Regions from separate parts of the Homo sapiens genome. Here region 2 is linked to region 1. Evidence: read pairs that join two places in POLR2A ChIA-PET (ENCODE). Cell type or tissue: IMR-90. All regions are shown on one strand. Links, peaks and the distances in the headings refer to the core of each region. The heading gives the core; the rest is flanking DNA.

Region 1 (10,032 bases), core at 1,350-9,349:
GTGGCATGCACCTGCAATCCCAGCTACTCGGGAGGCTGAGGCACAAGAATCACTTGAACCCGGGAGGCAGAGGTTGTAGTGAGCCCAGATTGTGCCACTGCTCTCCAGCCTGGGAGGCACAGCAAACTGTCCCCCAAAAAAAAAAAAGAGTCCTTACCAATAGCAGGGGCTGCAGTAGCCATGTTAACATGACATTTACCAGCAACTTGAACTTCACCTGCAAAGCTCTGTGGCCACATTTTCAGCCAAAGGGAAATATGCTTTCATCTTCTGTTGCTCTCTGTGTCTGAGAGCAAAGTGACCTGGTTAAACAAACCAGAATCCCTCTACATGGACTCAGAGAAAAGAGATTGAGATGTAAGTCTCAACTCTGTCCCCAGGAAGTTGTGTGACCCTAGGCCTCTCACCTCTGTGCCTCTGTCTCCTTGTTGCCCAACTACTATCTCAGAGATATTGTGAGGACAAATTGAGACAGTGCACATGAACTGTCTTTTAATGTGTAAAGATCTACATGAATGCAAAACATTTCATTATGAGGTCAGACTAGGATAATGTCCAACTAAAAACAAACCCTTTTCATCCTGGCTGGAGAATGTGGAGAACTAAAGGTGGCCACAAATTCTTTGACACTCAAGTCCCCCAAGACCTAAGGGTTTTATCTCCTCCCCTTGAATATGGGTGGCTCTGATTGCTTTATCCAAAAGTGGAAGTGACATTGTGTCAGTTTCAGATCCTGATCTTAAGAGGCTGACAGCTTCTACTTGCTGTCCCTTGGAACTCTTGCTATCGGGGAAGCCAGACGCCATTTAAAAGTCTGCCTATCCTGGCCAGGTGTGGTGGCTCACACCTGTAATCCCAGCACTTTGGGAGACCAAGGCGGGCGGATCACTTAAAGTCAGGAGTCCAAGACCAGACTCGCCAACATGGTGAAACCGTATCTCTAATAAAAATACAAAAATTAGCTGGGCATGGTGCGGGCACCTGTAGTCCTAGCTATCAAGAGGCTGAGACAGGAGAAACACTTGAACCTGGGAGGTGGAGGTTGCATTGAGCTGAGATCGTGCCACTGCACTCCAGGCTGGGTGACAGAGCGAGACTCCATCTCAAAAAAAAAAAAAAGAAAAAAAAAATGTCTGCCTATCCTGAGACTGCCCTGCTGTGAGGAAGCCCAAGCAGTCACGTGGACAGTGCCTGACCAGCCCCAGCTTTCAAGCCATCCAAGCCCAGTCACCAAACATGAGAGAGAAGAAGCCTTCAGGTGATTCTGGACTCCACTAACATATGACTGATACCGCATGATACATCCCAAGTGAGAACTGCCCCATAAATCCAGAAAACCACATTGCTATCTTAAGTCCCTAAGTTTGGGGCTTATTTGTTCCACAGCAACAGGTAACTGGAACAGAGGGCAAGCCTGATGAATGGGCACACAGACTCAGCCCATACCTTCCCTGGTTCTAATGTTCTCAGGGAGCCCGGACCAACCCTGGGAGCCTCAGGAACTTAGGTTTCCACTGGACAGTTCTAGAAGGGCTATAGACCAAATCAGGTAACTCACCAGACCAGCCTTGGAATCTATCAAATCTAACTGCTGAGCTACCCAATGCATTCCGATCCTCATCACAATTCTTTGACTGAAGGCCGGGCGTGGTGGCTCACGCCTGTAATCCCAGCACTTTGGGAGGCTGAGGCGGGTGGATCACCTGAGGTCAGGAGTTCGAGACCAGCCTGGCCAACATGGTGAGACCCTGTCTCTACTAAGAATACAAAAATTAGGTGGGTGTGGCGGTGGGCGCCTGTAATCCCAGCTACTTGGGAGGCTGAGGCAGGAGAATCTCTTGAACCTGGAAGGTGGAGGTTGCAATAAGCCGAGATAGTGCCACTGCACTCCAGCCTAGATAACAGAGCAAGACTCTGTCTCAAAAAACAACAACAACAACAACAAAACAATTCTATGACTGAAAGTGACTAAAAAGCTGGCTTTATGCCATTAACACTCTGTACTTTGCAGCCAATCAGAACTGACGCAGTCTGGGTGCTAGCTGCTTCAAAAGCAACCCACACCACACTTTTACCATTTCCATACATCAACTGCTGAGAATATGAAAATGCACAGTGACAGGTTTTAGGATCCTGCTTCAGGATTTCCTTTTCCTGGTTTGGTCACTAGAGTTGGCTATTTATCTGTTTCTAAACAATAGCTATTTTATCGAATAGTTTAGAGACCACTATTAAATATTGTGACTGATGAAGGATCTGTGAATTTTTTTATATATGTTCTAAGAGTTACCATTTTGATACCTTTTAAAAACCAGCAGCTTTCTACTATATTCATGTAAGACAGCATGAATAAAACCATTTTTTGATACAGGGTTTTATTTGGCTTTAAACTCAGGAACCAAGTTAATTATGCCAGATTGAACTTTGATTTTTACTACCTTTTCAAAGATATTTTAAAAAGTGGATTACTACATATGATTTCTTTGGAGCTTACATTTCTTTACTTCACGAATTCTATGTCACTGTTACAAGTTTCCATTCTGATGGCTTCTGGGCCTTTGTACCTTTGTTTTTGGTGCCTTATTCCTAGTATGTTTCTATCACCTTAATGAGGCCGCAGATGGAGTCAGAATGTGAAATTACAAATAATCACTGGATCCATCTACTGTTTTCCATCACCTTCCCCACTGATGCTCTGGGCGAGAGAGTGATGTGTCACTTCAACTGTGTGTAATATGTCAGACACGTCCTACAATAACAGGCGTCATATTTGTATTATTTTTAGTTTACTGTAGAAAATAATGTCACCGCCAAAGGTGATGAGAGTCACGTTTTGTAGGATCTGTTTTCTTATACTTAAAGACAGACTTCTGCTACGGTAATTGCCAGTATTCATGGCTTCCTTTCTGTGTCAGAAGAGAAGGGATCTGCTTTCTCTTGGCTGATTTCACATAGCATTGGTAATAGACATGCATTTCTCTTTCTAAAGGGGAGTAACTTTTTAAACCCTTCCTGATTTTAGCCTGGCAATGTAAGTGTCCTTAATGTGACTGTTTTGATAATTAAAAAAAGGTATATAATTTATTTAAATCTTCATTTCCTTTCTTTTCAGAAGGTCCCCAAATCACAGTTAACTCATTCATTGACGCATTCACTCAACAACTATTCAATGAGGCACTCTCTAGAGACCAAGGATAAATAAGGTAGCCAGTCTCATAGAGATATGAGGAGATGGAAATTAATCAAATAATTCAAGCAAATGGCATCTTGCAACTTGTGCTGAGTATAATGGTGAAAAGGCAAATGATGGCATGAGAGCTTATAGTAGGGAAATTTGGCCTATTTGGGGAGATCAGCCTACCTGAGGAAGGAATGTTTTAGCTAAAATCTGAAGGATGAGTATTACTTAACTAGTGAATGCGGGAGGAAAGAGCATTCTAGGCAGAGAACAGTATGTGCAAAGGTCCTGGGGCAGGAAAAGCAGAGCAGGTTTATAGAACTTAAAGGAGAACTGTATGACTGTGCCATAAAAAGTACAGAGAAGTAAGGCATGAGTTACGGTTGGACAAGCAGGCAGGGGCTAGGCTGCCTGGAGCCTGTGGGCCATGGTAGAGTTTGTCTGTATCCTAAGACCTAAGCCACATAAGGGTTCTAAGCAGGAACCTGGTAAGATCACATTTAATTTTAATTTTTTTATTTTTATTTTTATTTTTGAGATGGAGTCTTGCTTTGTTGCCCAGGCTGGAGTGCAGTGGCTCAACCTCAGCTCACTGCAACCTCTGCCTCCTGGGTTCAAGCGATTCTCCTGTCTCAGCCTCCCAAGTATCTGGGATTACAGGCGCCTGCCACCACACCCAGCTAATTTTTGTATTTTTAGTAGAGACAGGGTTTCTCCATGTTGGCTAAGCTGGTCTCGAATGCCTGACCTCAAGTGATCCACCGGCCTCAGCCTCCCACAGTGCTGGGATTACAAGTGTAAGCCACCACACCCAGCCATATTAATTTATTTTATTTTATTTTATTTTATTTATTTTGAGACAGAGTTTCACTCTTGTTGCCTAGGCTGGAGTGCAATGCCACTATCTCAGCTCACTGCAACCTCCACCTCCTGGGTTCAATCAATTCTCCTGCCTCAGCCTCCTGAGTAGCCAGGATTACATGTGTGCCACCATCACGCCTGGCTAATTTTTGTATTTTTAGTAGAGACGGAGTTTCTCCATGTTGGTCAAACTGGTGCCGAATGCCTGACCTCAAGTGATTCACCAGCCTCGGCCTCCCAAAGTGCTGGGATTACAGGAGTACGCCACAGCGCCCAGCCACCAAATTAATTTTTAAAGATCACTATGATCGCTGTGTGGAAAATGAGCTGGGAGTGGTGGTGGATACAGTTTTTGTTTTTGTTTCAGTCTTTCCCTACTCCATGAAACATTTGCGCTATATATGCGGCCAAATGGAATGTTTCTCTTTTCTCCCCTCCTCTTCCTCTTGGGAAGTCACCAAAAAAAAAAAAAAAGAAAAAAAGAAAACAAATCAGCAGCAAGAGAAAAGGACGAAAAGCTCTGGTGGCCTTGAATTTTGGAATGGCCCCTGTCCCAAGCTGGCAGGGATGAGGCTGTGTGTTGAGCTTCAGATCACAGGAAGGAGTGCACCAAATCAGGAGATGAAGGGCAGTCAGCAGGACCCACTGGGTACCCACCGTGCAGTGTAAGGCCTAAAATTAAGCTCTAATATGAGGTGCTGCTTTGACATCAGGTGAAATCAGGAGTGCCTCACCCCAAGTTTCTCTCCCAGTCCTCCCTTGGCAAAGGGCGCCCAGTGAAACAGCCTTCCTTATCAAAAAGACCAGATGCAGTTCCTGCTAATCCCTGAGCGGCAGGTGTGAGTCTCCTGCCAACCCACGGAGTTGTCCAAATGAGCCAGTCACATCCTCCGGGGAACCAGGGCCTCCTCACCCTCTTGGTGCTACAAAGCCTGCCCCGCACTGGCCCTGGTTGTTCACTCTGTTTCTGTGTGGCCCTGCACGGCAAGTGGGGTCTTCCTCCCCGAGCTGTGAGTGTGTGTGACCAAAAACTGCTGCCAATCTCATTTGCCCAGTGTTGGGTGTCATGTGTTCAGCTACCGCCATAACCCTGGGGTGGGAACTGGGAATCCCTCCCTCACCACTGAGGTAAAGAGGTTATTAAAACATCCCTACTTCAGCTGGGTGCGGTGACTCACGCCTGTAATCCCAGCACTTTGGGAGGCTGAGGTGGGTGATCACCTGAGGTCAGGAGTTTGAGACCAGCCTGGCCGACATGGTGAAACCCTGTTTCTACTAAAAATACAAAAAATTAGCCAGGCGTGGTGGCGGGCACCTGTAATCCCAGCTACTTGGGAGGCTGAAGCAGGAGAATTGCTTGAACCCGGGAGGCAGAGGTTGCAGTGAGCCACGATCACACCATTGCACTCCAGCCTGGGCAACAAGAGCGAAACGCTGTCTCAAAAAAAAAAAACACCCTAATTCCAGGCCAACCAGCAGCCCTAAAAAATTAATCTTCGTTTGGCTTCTACCAAAAGTCATGGTCTACACAAAGCCCTGCCTACTAGAGGCAATAAGGAACCATGACCACCACCCCCATTTATTCAAATTACCCACTGGAATGCACCGAGTGGGGTTTCACCCTCTGCTGCTTGTATGTTTCTCAACCCATGTTCTAATCCCATGCAGTCATCATTCAGGAATCCCTGAGGATCCCCTGATTCAACTTCTCTTTTTTGAATAGATTAGAAATTCCTATCTTCTTTCACTTTTACTGTGACTTTTCAGCTTCCTGTTTTCCATTCCTGAGGGCTATGAATCATATTTCCAAAATAAATGATGATCTATGGAGAGGATTTTGCATTTCCAACATCCTTAGCTAATTTTAATGAATTATCATGGTCACATGATCCTAAGGCTTCAGGAATCGGAGGAAGTGGCTGACACTGACTTACCATTTTAACCAAACAATCACTGCACTTAAGCTTGGATAAGGGTCAAATAAAACTAACAGGGCTCTTATGCAAGCCCTTCCAGTCTGGTAAGTTATGAGTATTTATGTTTTATTTCCCCCCAAAAACAATAAGACCCTCAGAGGCAAGGAACTCATCTTGGTTTTTGTCCCTTACACACCTATCTCAGTCCAGTGGTATGATGGGCACTGGAAACAAACCACCTGGTTCAAATCCTGGCTTGGTCACTTATTGGCCAAGTGGCCTGATATGGTTTGGCTGTGTCCCCACCCAAATCTCATCTTGAATTGTTAGCTCCCATAATTCCCATGTGTTGTGGGAGGGACCTGGTGGGAGAGAATTGAATCATGGGGGCGGTTTCCCCCATATTGTTCTCGTGGTAGTGAATATGTCTCACGAGATCTGAGGGTTTTATAAGGGGTTTCTCCTCTTGCTTGGCTCTCATTCTTGTTTTGCCTGCCACCATGTAAGATGTGGCTTTGCTCCTCCTTGCCTTTGTCATGATTGTGAGGCCTCCCCAGCCCTCCCCAGGTGACACATTGGAACTGTGAGTCAATTAAACCTTTCCTATATAAATTATCCAGTCTTTGGTATGTCTTTATTAGCAGTGTGAGAACAGACTAATACATGGCTTTGGGCAGCTTCTCATGTCTAGCCATGGTAGCTATTCTTATGATTTGGATGGTGCCCAAGCATTGCTCTCGAGCTCCAGGCCCATATATTTAACCACCTCCAGATATTCTATACTTAAATGGTTTAGAGGCAATTCAAACAGCTACAAAAGACAAATCATGATCTCAGTTCACCCCACCCACATGTGACTTCCAGAGCTCCCAAGATCAGCCAGTAGCACCACCTGCCATCAGTTCAACTTCCCAAGCCAGAAATTCAAAGGATACCTTGATGTCTCCCTTCTCCTTCCCCGTTCTGTCCAATCTCATCTGTTCATTCAGCAAACACTTACTGAGCACCCCAGCACTGTACAGGAGCTAGGGATGAACAGGTGAATAAGAGAGGCTCTTTGGGAGGTTAGGTGCAGTGGGGCAGACAGGCAATCACGGTGAAAAGAAATGCAGTGAGGACAGCTTGGGATACAGAGTTTGAAAGAAACAAGCAGGATGCTGTGATAGGAGCAAGGGAGTTACTTCTGACAAGGGGCAGGGATAGTGTCTCCAAGGAAGTGACATTTACACTAGATCTGAATATCAAGAAGGAGCCAGCTGTAATGAGTTGAAAGAAGGGCATTCCAGGAAGAGGGATGGAAAACATAAAGCTGAGGGGTGAGAGAGAAATAAGAGTGTTCCAGAGCCTGGTGCAGGAGCACACACATGTAGTCCCAGCGACGAGAGATCATCCCTTAAGCCCAGGAGTTTGAGGCCAGCCTGGGTAACATAGTAATAATCTATCTCAAAAAGAAAAAAAAAGAAAAGAAAAGAAATGAGTGTGCTCCAGGACCTGTCAGATGGCCAGTGCAACTATGCGGTGAGAGACACAGTCTTGCTTGTTTTCTTACTGCCTCCTAAACTGGGTGGTTCCATCTCACTGAAACAGACGCTCAAAGAAAGGCGAAATTCACAGGCAAGCACAGCCTTGGGAGGGTTATGAAGCTGGTGAGATGTAAGCGGGCCCTCACTGGAGGAAGGGGCTGGAAACAGTGGGATGAGAGGAGGCATTCCCAACAGGACCAGCAGCACAAGCCAGGCCCAGAAACAAATGACTATCATAGTGGAGGGAGATTAAATGGGACTGATTTGGGGAAACCTTCAAAAAGAAAAAAAGGCTGAGATGTTTGAACCAGTTGCAAAGTTAAGATGGAGCCGTTCTTGGGGCTGACAGAGGACATGAGAAAAGCAGTGACTTAAGAAATCCCAGCCGGGTGCAGTGGCTCACGCCTGTAATCTCAGCACTTTGGGAGGCCAAGGCGGGCGGATCATGAGATCAGCAAGTGGAGACCATCCTGGCTTACACGGTGAAACTCCGTCTCTACTAAAAATACAAAAAATTAGCCAGGGGTGGTGGCATGCACCTATAGTCCCAGCTTCTCGGGAGGCTGAGGCAGGAGAATCGCTTGAACCTGGGAGGCAGAGGTTGCAGTGAGCCAAGATCGCTCCACTGCACTCCAGCCTGGGTGACAGAGCGAGACTCCTTCTCAAAAATTAAAAAAAAAAAAAAAATCCCTCAGACCGACATGAGGACGTGGGATGGGAGGGGAAGCCTGGGGAAGTGACATCATTTAGAAGTCAGCTGGGATTATATAGGAGTGACTCAGTAAGCCACCTGTGCTACTGAATTGGTGGTGGTGATAGAAAGAAAAGGAAGAGAGATATATATATATGGGGGGTTTTGTTGTTGTTGTTGTTTTTTGGTTGTTGTTGTTTTTGTTTTTGTTTTGTAGAGATACGGTCTCCCTATGTTGCCCAGGCTGGCCTTAAACTCCTGGCCTCAAGCAATCCTCCCGCCTGGGCCTCTCAAAGCTCTGGGATTATAGGTGTGAGCCATCACCCCCAGCCTGGCTAAATGAATTTTTAAAAATTCCTCTGAGTCCAACAGGAGGAGATTGGTTAAGTAAATTATGGCACAGTCATATAACAGGAGGGTATGCAGCTATTTTAAATGATGCCATAGCAAGATAGTTAATGGGCCAGGCACGGTGGCTCACACCTGTAATCCCAGTACTTTGGGAGGCCGAGGCGGGTGGATCACGAGGTCAGGAATTCGAAACCAGCCTGGCCATGTGGTGAAACCCCGTCTCTACTAAAAATACAAAAACCAGCTGGGTGTGGTGGTACGCGCCTGTAGTCCCAGCTGCTCAGGAGGCTCAGGCAGGAGAATCACTTGAAGTCGGGAGGCAGAGGTTGCAGTGAGCCGAGATCATGCCACTCACTGCACACCAGCCTGGGCGACACAGCAGGACTCCATCTCAAAAAAAAAAAGAAGGAAAATCCGATTGATAAAAATCTACATTTACAAAAAAAGTAAATGGGAGGGGCGAGAGTAATTTTTCTTTACAAAGGAGTTCATAAGAAGATAAGATTCCTTCAAGAACATCTGAATGAAATTGTAAGAACTGAGTCCTCCTTTTCAGGAGCTTGTCTATGGAAGAGGCACAGGGATGCGCAGACCCTGGCTGTGAGAACACTTTAGAACTCTTCTTCGTTTCCTTATTTGCAAAAGAAAAGGATTAGGCTAAGCATGCTCTCTAAGGTACTTTTAAATTTTTTATTTATTTGATTTATTTGATTTTTTTGGAGACAAGGTCTCACTCTGTCACCCAGGCTGGAGTGCAGTGGCATGAACACAGTTCACTGTAGCCTCAATCTTCTGGGCTCGACTGATCCTCCTGCCTCAGCCTCCCAAGTAGCTGGGACTACAGGCACATGCCACCATGCCTGGCTAATTTTTTATGTTTTGTAGAGACGAGGTCTCACCATGTTGCACAGGCTGGTCTCAAACTCCCAGGCTCAAATAATCCTCCTGACTTGGCCTCCCAAAGTGCTGGGATTACAGGCGTGAGCCACCACACCCAGCCTGTAAGGTACTTTTAATCTCAAAATGTGAGGATGGGATGGGCACGGTGGCTCACACTTGTAATCCCAGCACCTTGGGAGGCCGAGCTGGGTGGATCACGAGGTCAGGAGTTCAAGACCAGCCTGACCAACATGGTGAAACCCCATTTCTACTAAAAATACAAAAATGAGCCGGGCATGGAGGCGGGCGCCTGTAATCCCAGCAACTCTGGAGGCTGAGGCAAGGAGAATTGCCTGAACCTGGGAGGCTGAGGTTGCAGTGAACCAAGATCACGCCAGCCTAGGTGACAGAGCCAGACTGTCTCAAAAAAAAAAAAAAGTGATAATGATAATAATCTCAAAATGCTCTCTCCATTGTATAAGATGAGACCAATTTGTACCTGACAAGTGCTTGGCAAACCACCCGTAGGTGTCAGTGAATGTACTGCATTAGCTAAGGCTGAAGTCCATACTCTGGCCTCGAAGGCCCTACTCGATCTGGCCTCTGACTGTCTCTCAAGGGGTTAGCTCACAT
Region 2 (10,032 bases), core at 846-8,845, 70 kb before region 1:
TATTTTCCTCAAATTATCAGAGAAAAAAATGCTTTTATTTTTGCTGTTTCCTCCTTCTCTCCCTCTCTCTCTCCCCCTACTTACCTACCTACCTGGCTAGTTAAATTGGAAAGCAAAAGCATAATTACAGCTAACATTTGTAAATAGCACATAGTAAGGGGTCATTTTATCTTGGTTATTCTCGCAACAACTATATGGGCAAAATGCCACCAATGTTCACTTTACAGATGAAGAAATCAAGGCCCAGAGATGCTAAGCAAGTTGTCCAGGGTCACACCAAGATGAAGGGGCAGAGCTGGGGTTCAAATCCAGGTCCATATGACTCCAGAGCCCGGGTGCCACCAGATTAAGATTAAGATTAAGAGACCAGGTTAAGCAATATAGGAAGACCCTATCTCTACAAAAAAATACAAAAAAAATTAGCCAGGCATGGTGGCATGCACCCGTAGTCGCAGCTAACTGAGAGGCTGAGGCGGGAGGATTGCTTCAGCCCAGGAGGTTGAGGCTGCAGTGAGCTGTGATTGTGCCACTGCACTCCAGCTGGGCCATAGCGTGAAGCCCTGTCTCAAAAACAATAACAACAAAAACAAAAAACAAAAGTGTCCACAGTGTCTAGGCTGAGGAATCCACTGTGCCACACTCCCTGGCACACAGCCTCACACATTGTAGTGAGCAATAAACATTTATTACCTCAGTGAATGAACACAAGAATGGGGCAAGGATTCTGAGAAAGGCCTGGAGAAGCATAGGCTGCAATTGGAGGCTTGATGTTCTGGAGGGACGTGTATTATCTTAATTATTTCCATCCATCAGTCCATCCATTCATCGATCCAGCCACTCATTCACCAAGCATTCCCCAAACACCTGAGTTGTGTCTGGCACCTAGGAGGAATTCTGGTTTCAAGATCTCATAGCTGGCTGGGCACGGTGGCTCATGCCTGTAATCCCAGCACTTTGGGAGGCTGAGGAGGGCAAATCACTTGAGGTCAGGAGTTCGAGACCTGCCTGACCAACATGGTGAAACCCTGTCTCTACTAAAAATATAAAAATTAGCCGGGCGTGGTGGCATGCACCTTTAGTCCCAGCTACTCGGGAGGCTGAGGCAGGAGAATCACTTGCATCCAGCAGGTGGAGGTTGCAGTGAGCTGAGATCGCACCGCTGCATTCCAGCCTGGACAACAGAGAGAGACTCCATCTAAAAAGAAAAAAAAAAGAAAAAAAAATTCTCGTAGCCAAGGAGGACGCATTAATTGTGCTCAGGAATAATTGCCACATCAGATACAAAGTGAGAAGCCACGTTATGAAGGGACACAAAGATGCTAGATTAGCCAAGACTCTTGGTCAAAAGTGATATGTATGCCTGCTCCAATTGGCTTAAGCAATAAAGGGAGGTTATTGGCTCCTAAATCTAGTGAGGTTTCAGGTATGGCTTGATCAGTGTGTTCAAATGATGTCATCAGAAATCCCTCCATCATTACCCTCTGCCTCTGGTTTTCTCTGAGTCAACTTAATTCCCTGCTGGCATGACGGCCACCAAGAGCTTTAGGCTTATGTCCTGCCAGCTTAGCAACTCCAACTCAAAGAGCACCACTTTTTCAATGATTTTAGCCAAAATTCCAAGACTTGTCTCAGACCAACCTGAATCATGTGCCTGCTCTTGAACAAAGCACAGTAGCCAGGGAAAAATTGTGCTTTGATTATCTAGGACTGGATCCTGGACCTGCCCCTGGGACTTGCGGAAGGGGACAGCTCAATCTGAGCCATATCAACTGAGAACACAGGAAGCATGGTCCTACCAAGAGATGTCTATTCCAGGTATGGTGGAGCCTCAGAGGACAGCATGACTCTCGTTCAGCTGGTGGATCAGGGAATGGTCCAATAAGCCACAGCTGTGGATATGAAGGTCTGTTGATTTCAGATTGAGCTATAGGGGGATACTGGGCATGGCAGAAAAATCTATCAATCTCTGCTATAGTTAAATATTTGAATATTGGATTGTTTGCAGATCTTGTGAAATCAGTGACCTCTGGGTCATGTAGAAACCCAGCACATTCCCACAGGACACAGCCTAGCAGTTGATCAGAGCAGTAGTTCATACCTGAGACCCTGGATTTTCAGACCCTCCCCCAGGCCCCACCAGCCTCTGTCAGTGCCAAGCTGGACGGAACAAACCACATGAGGTTGGTCAGGCCTCTACCCCATGGAAAAACACAGAATGGTGATTTTTTGCCTGTACATTCCTGGACAAATAAATTCTCTTTTGGGAGCTTTTTCCTGGCTGGGCTATGTTATATGCCTCAGAGCTGCCCAGATCCCCTGGAAACCCAAAGATTTCCTTCCATGTGTAGGACTCATTCAGCCCCAGCTCAGAGGACTGTTTCATGGGTACTGGTGGCAGGAATTCTTGGTTGTCTTCAATGTCTGGCTCCCTGATTTTCGGTAGGGAACATGGTCAGCAGAATGAGGATGGCATTTCCTACCTTCTACTGCAGGTAGGTGTGACCATGTGACTACGCTCTGGCCAATGACCTGCAAGTGGCAGTGACAGATCCCATCCTTCAAGGGAGGAACATGCCTTCTCTTTCTCCTTTCCTCTTTCTTCCAGGCTTTTAATTTTTTATTGATTTATTGATTTTGAAAAATGGAGTCTTGCTCTGTCACCCAGGCTGGAGTGTAGTAGTGCAATCTCCGCTCATTGCAACCTCCACCTCCTGGGTTCAAGCAATTCTCCTGCTTCAGCTTCCCAAATAGCTGGGATTATAGGCACGTGCCACCACGCCCAGCTAATTTTTTGTATTTTTAGTAAAGATGAGGTTTCACCATGTTGGCCAGGCTGGTCTCGAACTCCTGACCTCAGGTGATCCACCTGCCTCAGCCTCCTAAAGTGCTTCCAGCCTTTTTAGAATTCAGTTCTGGTGGGAACCATTTTGGATCATGCTGATGAAGGTAACACCATAGAGATGGCAGAGCTGGGGTTGGGTCTGGTGACTCACGCTTGTAATCTTACCACTCTGGGAGGCCGAGGTGGGAGGATTGCTTGAGCCCAGGAGTTTGAGACCAGCCTGGGCAACATAGTGAAACCTCATCTCTACAAATAAACTCTTGGCTAAAGCAATCCTCCCACCTCAGGCTCCCAAGTAGCTAGGCTACAAGCACACACCACCATGCCTAATTAAAAAAAATTTTTTTTTGTAGAGACAGGGTCTCGCTATGTTGCCCAGGCTGGTCTTGAACTCTTGGCCTCAAGTGATCCTCCTGCCTTGGCCTCCCAAATTGCTGGGATTACAGGCATGAGCCGCTACACATGGCTCATATTCTCAATAGAGCAGTCCCAATTGGCCACTGACCAGCCAATAGTCTTGCTCTCCTGGGCAGATGTTCACCCTGGTCCAATAAGCCACAGCTATGGATATGAAGGTCTGTGATCTCAAATTGAGCTAGAGGGGGAAGATGGGCATGGCAGAAAAATCTATCAATCTCTGCTACAATTAAATATCTGAGGTCAGACATGGTGGTTCACGCCTAGAAACCTAGCACTTTGGGAGGCTGAGGTGGGTGGATCACGAGGTCAGGAGTTCAAGACCAGCCTGAACAAGATGGTGAAACCCTGTCTCTACTAAAAATACAAAAATTAGCTGGGCATGGTGGCAGGCACCTGTAATCCCAGCTACTCGGGAGGCTGAGGCAGAGAATTGCTTGAACCCAGGAGATGGAGGTTGCAGTGAGCCGAAATCGTGCCATTGCACTCCAGCCTGAGCGACAGAGCGAGATTCTGTCTCAAAAAAAAAAAAAATTGAATATTGGATTATTGAAACTTGGCATAGAGCAGCCACTGTCCTTGTCTTCTAAGAGCTTATATCATATTATTATTTTATTATTATTAATAACATATCATTATTAATTAATAGCTGCAGTTCACTGAACAGTATTAGATACCAGGCATGGTGCTTGTAATTAGTCATCTCATTGAATTCCCTTAATGAAAATTAGGTAGTCAGAGACCTTTCTTCATGGATCGCAACCCCAGGGGCATGTGGGATTTCAGAGATGTGTTTTGGGGAAAGAGGTATAATTATTCAACTTTCAGTTAATTAGCCACTTAGAGAAATTAAGTGGTAGGTGGAGTTGTAAAGGAAGGCAAAGTACTGGGCAGGCAGATGCTAAGTGGGCGACTGTTCTAGGCATAAGAGAAATGGGGGTGGGTATGAAAAAAAGCAAGAGAAAGAGAGAGAGAGAGAGAGAGACAAGGGAAATTTGGTTTGACTGGATAAAAAGGCCAGTGAAAAGAGGGAGTTTTGGTAAGAGCTATGCCATGGGCAGGGAGAAGTACAGAGATCTTCAATCATGGACTCTATCGCCATCCCCTCTTCTCTTCCTGCAGGTGGGCAGAACCAAGGTGCCCTCCCTACACCTTCCTGGGGCCTCCAGCGATCCTGAGCTCAGCCTCCTGACCTGCAGACCCCTCAGCTCTGGCCCTCACGTCCTGCTTGCTGTACCTGCTTTATCCCATATCACCATCTCCATTCCTCAGCATAGTGACAATCCCAGTTCCTACCCATTCCACTGGCTTCTCCATTTGGCTTGGAGCTCTTTAGCTGGATTGAGACGACTACTCTGATGAGTGCCATGTCACTGGCTCAACAAAATGGGCCCAAGTGAGTCAATGTCATTGACATGAAGGTGCTGTCAGTTTGGTGGGAACCAAGGGAATGAGACTGTGTTTTAGCTGCGTTCGTTTGAACAGTTACACACTTAGGGCTTCTTATGCGGATGCTCAGAGAGAAATATGGAAGACGAGATCTCGTAGAAAACAAGAAGACATGTTGTAAATGAGTCAGGCCTCCTGGAGTCCAGGACTAGGGAGGAACTCTTTATTGAGGATCACTCGAGGGAGTCTTGGGGCTGGTGGTCTTCACGCCACAGCCCCATAACTCAGCTCCTCTCTTCCTTCTCTCAGTCTCTCTGCTTCTGTTTTTTGTCTCATGTCCTAAATGTCCAACTATTCAGCATAACTTTATTCTGCTTCCCCTCTCTATCCTCTGTAGCAAAATGCACTGTTGGAATTACATTTTTATTTTTATTTTTATTTTTATTTTTTTAAGACGGAGTCTCACTCATTGCCTAGGCTGGAATGCAGCGGTGTGATCTCGGCTCACTGCAACCTCCACCTCCAAGGTTCAAGTGATCCCCTTGCCTCAGCCTCCTGAGTAGCTGGAACTACAGATGCCTAACACCATGCCCAGTTAATTTTTATATTTTTAGTAGAGATGGGATTTCACCATGTTGGCCAAGGTGGTCTCGAACCCCTGACCTCAGATGATCTGTCTGCCTTGGCCTCCCAAAATGCTGGGATTACAGGCATGAGCCAATGTGCCCAGCTGGAATTAAATTAATAATTTTTATTTCTGCTTTAGCGAGAGAGGCGGTGACTCACTGATACAAGGAAGATATTTCCCCTTCCAAGGGTGATGTATTCAGCTTTTGGGTTTAAAAGGAGATGCTATCAGGCACGCGTGGCTATCCTGGCAGATTACATAAAAATACAGAAGAAATGTTCTTTGTGTTAAAAGAATAAAAAAGAAAAAACAAAACGTGTTTCCTCAAAAACTTAAATACAGAATTACCACATGACCCAGCAATTCTACTACTGGCTATATCCCCCCAAAGAATTGAAGGCAGGAACATGAATAGGAATTTGTAGAACCATGTTTATACCAGCATTATCCACAGTAGCCAAAAAGTGGAAAGAAACTAAATGTTCATCTACGGATTAACAGACAAACAAAATGTGGAATATCTGTACAACAGACTTATTATTCAGCCTTTAAAAGAAATGAAATTCTGGGCCAGGCGCAGTGGCTCACACCTATAATCCCAGCACTTTGGGAGGTCGAAGCGGCAGATTTCTTGAGCCCAGCAACATGACGAAACCCCATCTCTCCAAAAAATACAAAAATTAGCCCAGTGTGGTGATGCATGCCTGTAGTTCCAGCTACTGGGAGGCTGTGGTGGGAGGATTGCTTGAGCCCTGGAGGTCGAGGCTGCAGTGAGCTATGATGGTGCCACTGCACTCTAACCTGGATGACAAAGCAAGATCTTGTCTCAAAAAAGAAAGAGAGCGAGAGATGGAAGGAAGGAAGGAAGGAAGGAAGGAAGGAAGGAAGGAAGGAAGGAAGGAAGGAAGGGCGGACTAGTTAGAGGCAGTCAACCCATCCATTATTTGAATGAGAGCATCTCTTCTGTGTTAGTTGGACTAAAGGAGAAGCTGCCAGAACTCTCAAGGGGAATGAGAAAATGGAAGGGAATTGAGGCTTTGGTTCTATAAGGTAGTAGACACCTGAGCCACATTCCAGTACCTTATTCCAGGACCTATCAATGACCAGGAGATGCCAGGGCAAGGACACCATAGGAAAGATGCCAGCGTGGGTGGCCCATTGTGTGCTAGATTTGAGACTGATCCCAGCACCCAGGCAGGCTGCCTCCAGCAGGCGGATGTTTGCCTGGATGTTTGTCTGGCTCTGTTCTGCAGGGATGCTGTGGTCAGTCTTCTGATCATCACAGAATTCTTTGGCTAAGAGTAAATGAAAGCCCAGTTAAAACGACTTAAACAATATTTCAGAGAGAGAGAGAGAGAGAGAGAAGTCCCAAGGTAGGGTGGCTCCTGGGTTAGTTAACTCAGCGGTTCAAACCAAGTTCTTTCCATCATTCTGCTCTACCACCCAGAGCGTGTCATTTCAGAAAGGCCATCTCTTCTTGTGTCTCTTTCTTAGGAATGACTCCTTCCTTCTTTCCTTCCCTCCTTCCTTCCTGGCTTCTTTCCTACTTTCCTTGGTTTCCTCTGTCCCTCCCTCCTTCCTTCCTTGATGGGCTCTCACTCTGTCACCCAGGCTGGAGTGCAGCGATGTGCAACCTTGACTCCTGAGCTCAAGTGACCCTCCCACCTCAGCCTCCCAAGTAGCTGGGACTGTACGTGTGCACCACCCACGCCTGGCTAATTTTTAACATTTCTGTAGACGGGCTTCACTATGTTGCCCAGGCTGGTCTTGAACTCCTGATCTGAAGCAATCCTCCCATCTCAGCCTCCCAAAGTGCTGAGATTACAGGTGTGAGCCACTGTGCCCAGCCCCTACATCTTTCTTTAGAAGCCCCCCAACAAGTTTCCTCTCACGTTTCATAGCCATATACTCATTTTCATATCCATTCCTACACGAGTCAACCACAAGCAGAATGAGACTAACGTGATACTCCTGAATTGGGGATGAAGCTGTCTTTCTCAAGGGTTTCAAACCCGAACAAAATTGGGGATTCTGTTAATAAGGAAAATAGAATGCTTTATTTATTTATTTATTTATTTATTTATTTATTTATTTATTGAGACAGGGTCTCACTGAGCACTCAAGGCTGGAGTGCAGTGGCATGATCACGGCTCACCTCGACCTCCTGGGCTCAAATGATCCCCCACAATTGCCACCCAGCTTCCAGAGTAGCTGGGACTATAGGCGCATGCCCACCACACCTGGTTATTTTTTCTATTTTTTTGTAGAGAAAAGGGGTCTCGCTATGTTGCCCAGGCTGGTCTCGAACTCCTGGGCCCAAGGGATCCTCCTGCCTCAGCCTCCCAAAGTGCTGGGATTACAGGCATTAGCCACTGTGCCCTACCTAAAATGGATTTTGAATGGGCAACTAGGAGTGTCTGCTACACCCCTGATACGGACGAGCTCTAAGGATTAACGGACACGTGGGAAGGACTGTTTCAAGCACGCTTCTATTACCAATTACCGGGTAGGGATATGGCCCACACTCTGGGTAAATGGTGGCTCACCTACAGATTCTCATTCCAGCCTGTGAGATGGTGAAAGGGAAGAGTGGGGTGTGCTCTTTATTTTTAAGGTCCTGACCTCTGCATACAAAGTTCCCTCTACTTCCTGACCTGAGTAAGACCTGGCTCTTCCCTGACAGTCCTCGAAGCCCTTCCCAGGGGATGGTAGTCCGTCTCCCACCCCCATGGTGTCCTCTATGCTCCACACCTCTATTTCCAGATCCATAGTCCTCCATCTTGAGTAAGCACTGAGGCTCCTGACATCTAGCTGTACCACCTTCTGTGCCTTCTCATTGATGATGCCTACTCATCAATCAATCAATCAACTGTTATTCTCAGAGGGCTTTGGCAACTGGCTTACCCTTCTCGCCCCAGTTCCTACCGCCATATTGGTGACTTTAATGACCCAGGACCTGGCCGAACTCCTGGCCCTTCAGCTCCTGTCCCTTCTTATTCCAATGACCTTCACCTCCACTCTACTTTAGCCACCATCTCCCTGGACCATGTACTGGCCCTCAGTTTCTCCTGGAACGAATCTTCCTCTAAAGTCTCACATTTCTCTGATCACAGACTTGTACCTTCTGTTCTTTTGATCATTCCAGCTTAGCAGTTCTTCGAACTCCAGGATCCCTTGGCCCTTCCACTTTCTCCCTCTCAGGACCCTCCTTCCTCCAATTCCTTTCCCATCCAGCCTAGATTCCATGATCTTTGCTATACCCAGTCATGGATGTTGTGAATGACTCCCCAACATCCATTCCAACCCAGACGGTTGGTCCAAGTTGGTCATGGTCATTCCCTGTCTCTTATCAGGAGAGAAACAGTCATGTGACTCACTTCTAGTTCTAGAGGGTAGAGTGAGGTGGGGTAAAGAGGACTCTGGGAAAGATTTTCCCATGAAAGAGACAAAAGAACTGATGATCTTTCCTCCTGAGGATGAACCCAGCAACAAGGGTGGCAGTGCATAGAGACAGGAAGAACCCAGATCTTTGATGATGTTGTCAAACCACTAAATCAACCCCATCTGAAGTATCTTCCCCCAGGATATCCCAATACATGAAATAATAATTTATTTCATATTTAAGCCAGCTTGAGTCAGGCATTCTGCTACTTTCAGACAAAAGCACCCTAAATAACTTAATTTGCAACTTGCAGCAAAAGCCCAGTCCTGGATCAATGTAAATTTCCTTCCATTCTGTTTTTATACCTGTTCTGCTTAGACTGGTGGAGAAAACAATAGGTCCTCAGTCTTCCAGAAACCTCAGACGTCTCTCTACCCATCCACCATTAGGAGAGCGTTTCCCCATCCATCTCCAGCCTTTGTTTAGGGTTGCAGAAGACCTGCGTTGTTATGTGAAGTGGCCAGCTGTCTTGACTAGGAAATAGATATTTTTTAAAGTTCCCAAGGATAGCATGGGTATTTGGCTTGGGTAGAGGGGAACAGAGGGGAGATCTTGAGGTTAAAAGAAATCCAGCATTCATAAGGAGGTAGGGTAGTTATACTCAGATTAAGTTGAATGAACGAAGTCATTCCCAGTGGCTGAGTTGAGTTAGGGGACAAAGAGAAGCTTCCTGCCTGGCAGGGGTGCAAGCCCCAGGGGAGGGTGACCTATGGGCAGAGCAACTGAATCAGCCTTTTGCTCCTGTATCTTGGACCTGACTAGCTACTGTCCCAGTAACACATGTCAACACCATAACAAACATAGTAGATACCAATGATGACACATCTTAAAACTATGTGAACCAGTTGGCAAGTCCTGGTGGTTACTGAGTGTGGAGGTAGGAGGCGGTTCCTATTGGTGGGAAGGCCCAGGCCTCTACCATAATCTCAGTCACCTAGACTGTTGGCAATAACAAATTCATGGTCTCTAATTCTTACCACTACTCTGGAATTCCTGTTTTCCCTGTTGGCTCTCTCCTCCCATTCACCATAGCAACTATTTTGAATCTTCTCTACACTCATCCCACCTCCCACCTGCCTGCCTTCCCTCTCACTCTCAGGCACCTCTGCCTCCCCTTCCTTCCTTGCTTCCTTCCTTCCTTCCTCCCTCCCTCCCTCCTTCTCTCTTTCTCTTTCTTTCTTTCGTTCTCTTTCTTTCTTTCTTTTCTTTCTTTTTCTTTCTTTCTTTCTCCTTTCTCTCTCTCTTTCTTTCCTTCCTCCCTCCCTCCCTCCTTCCTTCCTTCGAATCTTCTCTATACTCATCCCACCATCCCAC

What was found. Peaks named below come from ENCODE experiments on the same cell type or tissue, not always from the same donor. Only the 100,000 strongest peaks of a DNase experiment are listed, where the experiment ranks them.
Region 2: POLR2A ChIA-PET joins it to region 1 with 5 read pairs; 7 of 35 experiments call an interaction of 5 or more read pairs at or near these places.

Annotation. Positions count from the first base shown.
Region 1 is chr12:121,184,949-121,194,980 of GRCh38, forward strand. It overlaps P2RX7 (purinergic receptor P2X 7), which reads left to right. Exons shown (of 13, transcript NM_002562.6): 13 at 1-3,084. The region is part of intron 2 of LOC105370032 (a long non-coding RNA gene); the gene reads right to left. Among named protein-coding and RNA genes, the nearest start is that of P2RX4, 20 kb to the right of the region's middle. RefSeq lists an enhancer at 4,980-5,480. In IMR-90, for the core only: no CTCF peak of the experiment used is centred there; DNase peaks (open chromatin) are centred at 5,773 and 8,233; H3K4me3 peaks cover 237 bases; H3K27ac peaks cover 1,397 bases.
Region 2 is chr12:121,115,068-121,125,099 of GRCh38, forward strand. LOC105370030 (a long non-coding RNA gene) reads left to right here. Exons shown (of 3, transcript XR_007063494.1): 2 at 1,706-1,815; 3 at 4,382-4,639. Among named protein-coding and RNA genes, the nearest start is that of P2RX7, 13 kb to the right of the region's middle. In IMR-90, for the core only: no CTCF peak of the experiment used is centred there; no DNase peak of the experiment used is centred there; H3K27me3 peaks cover 2,960 bases.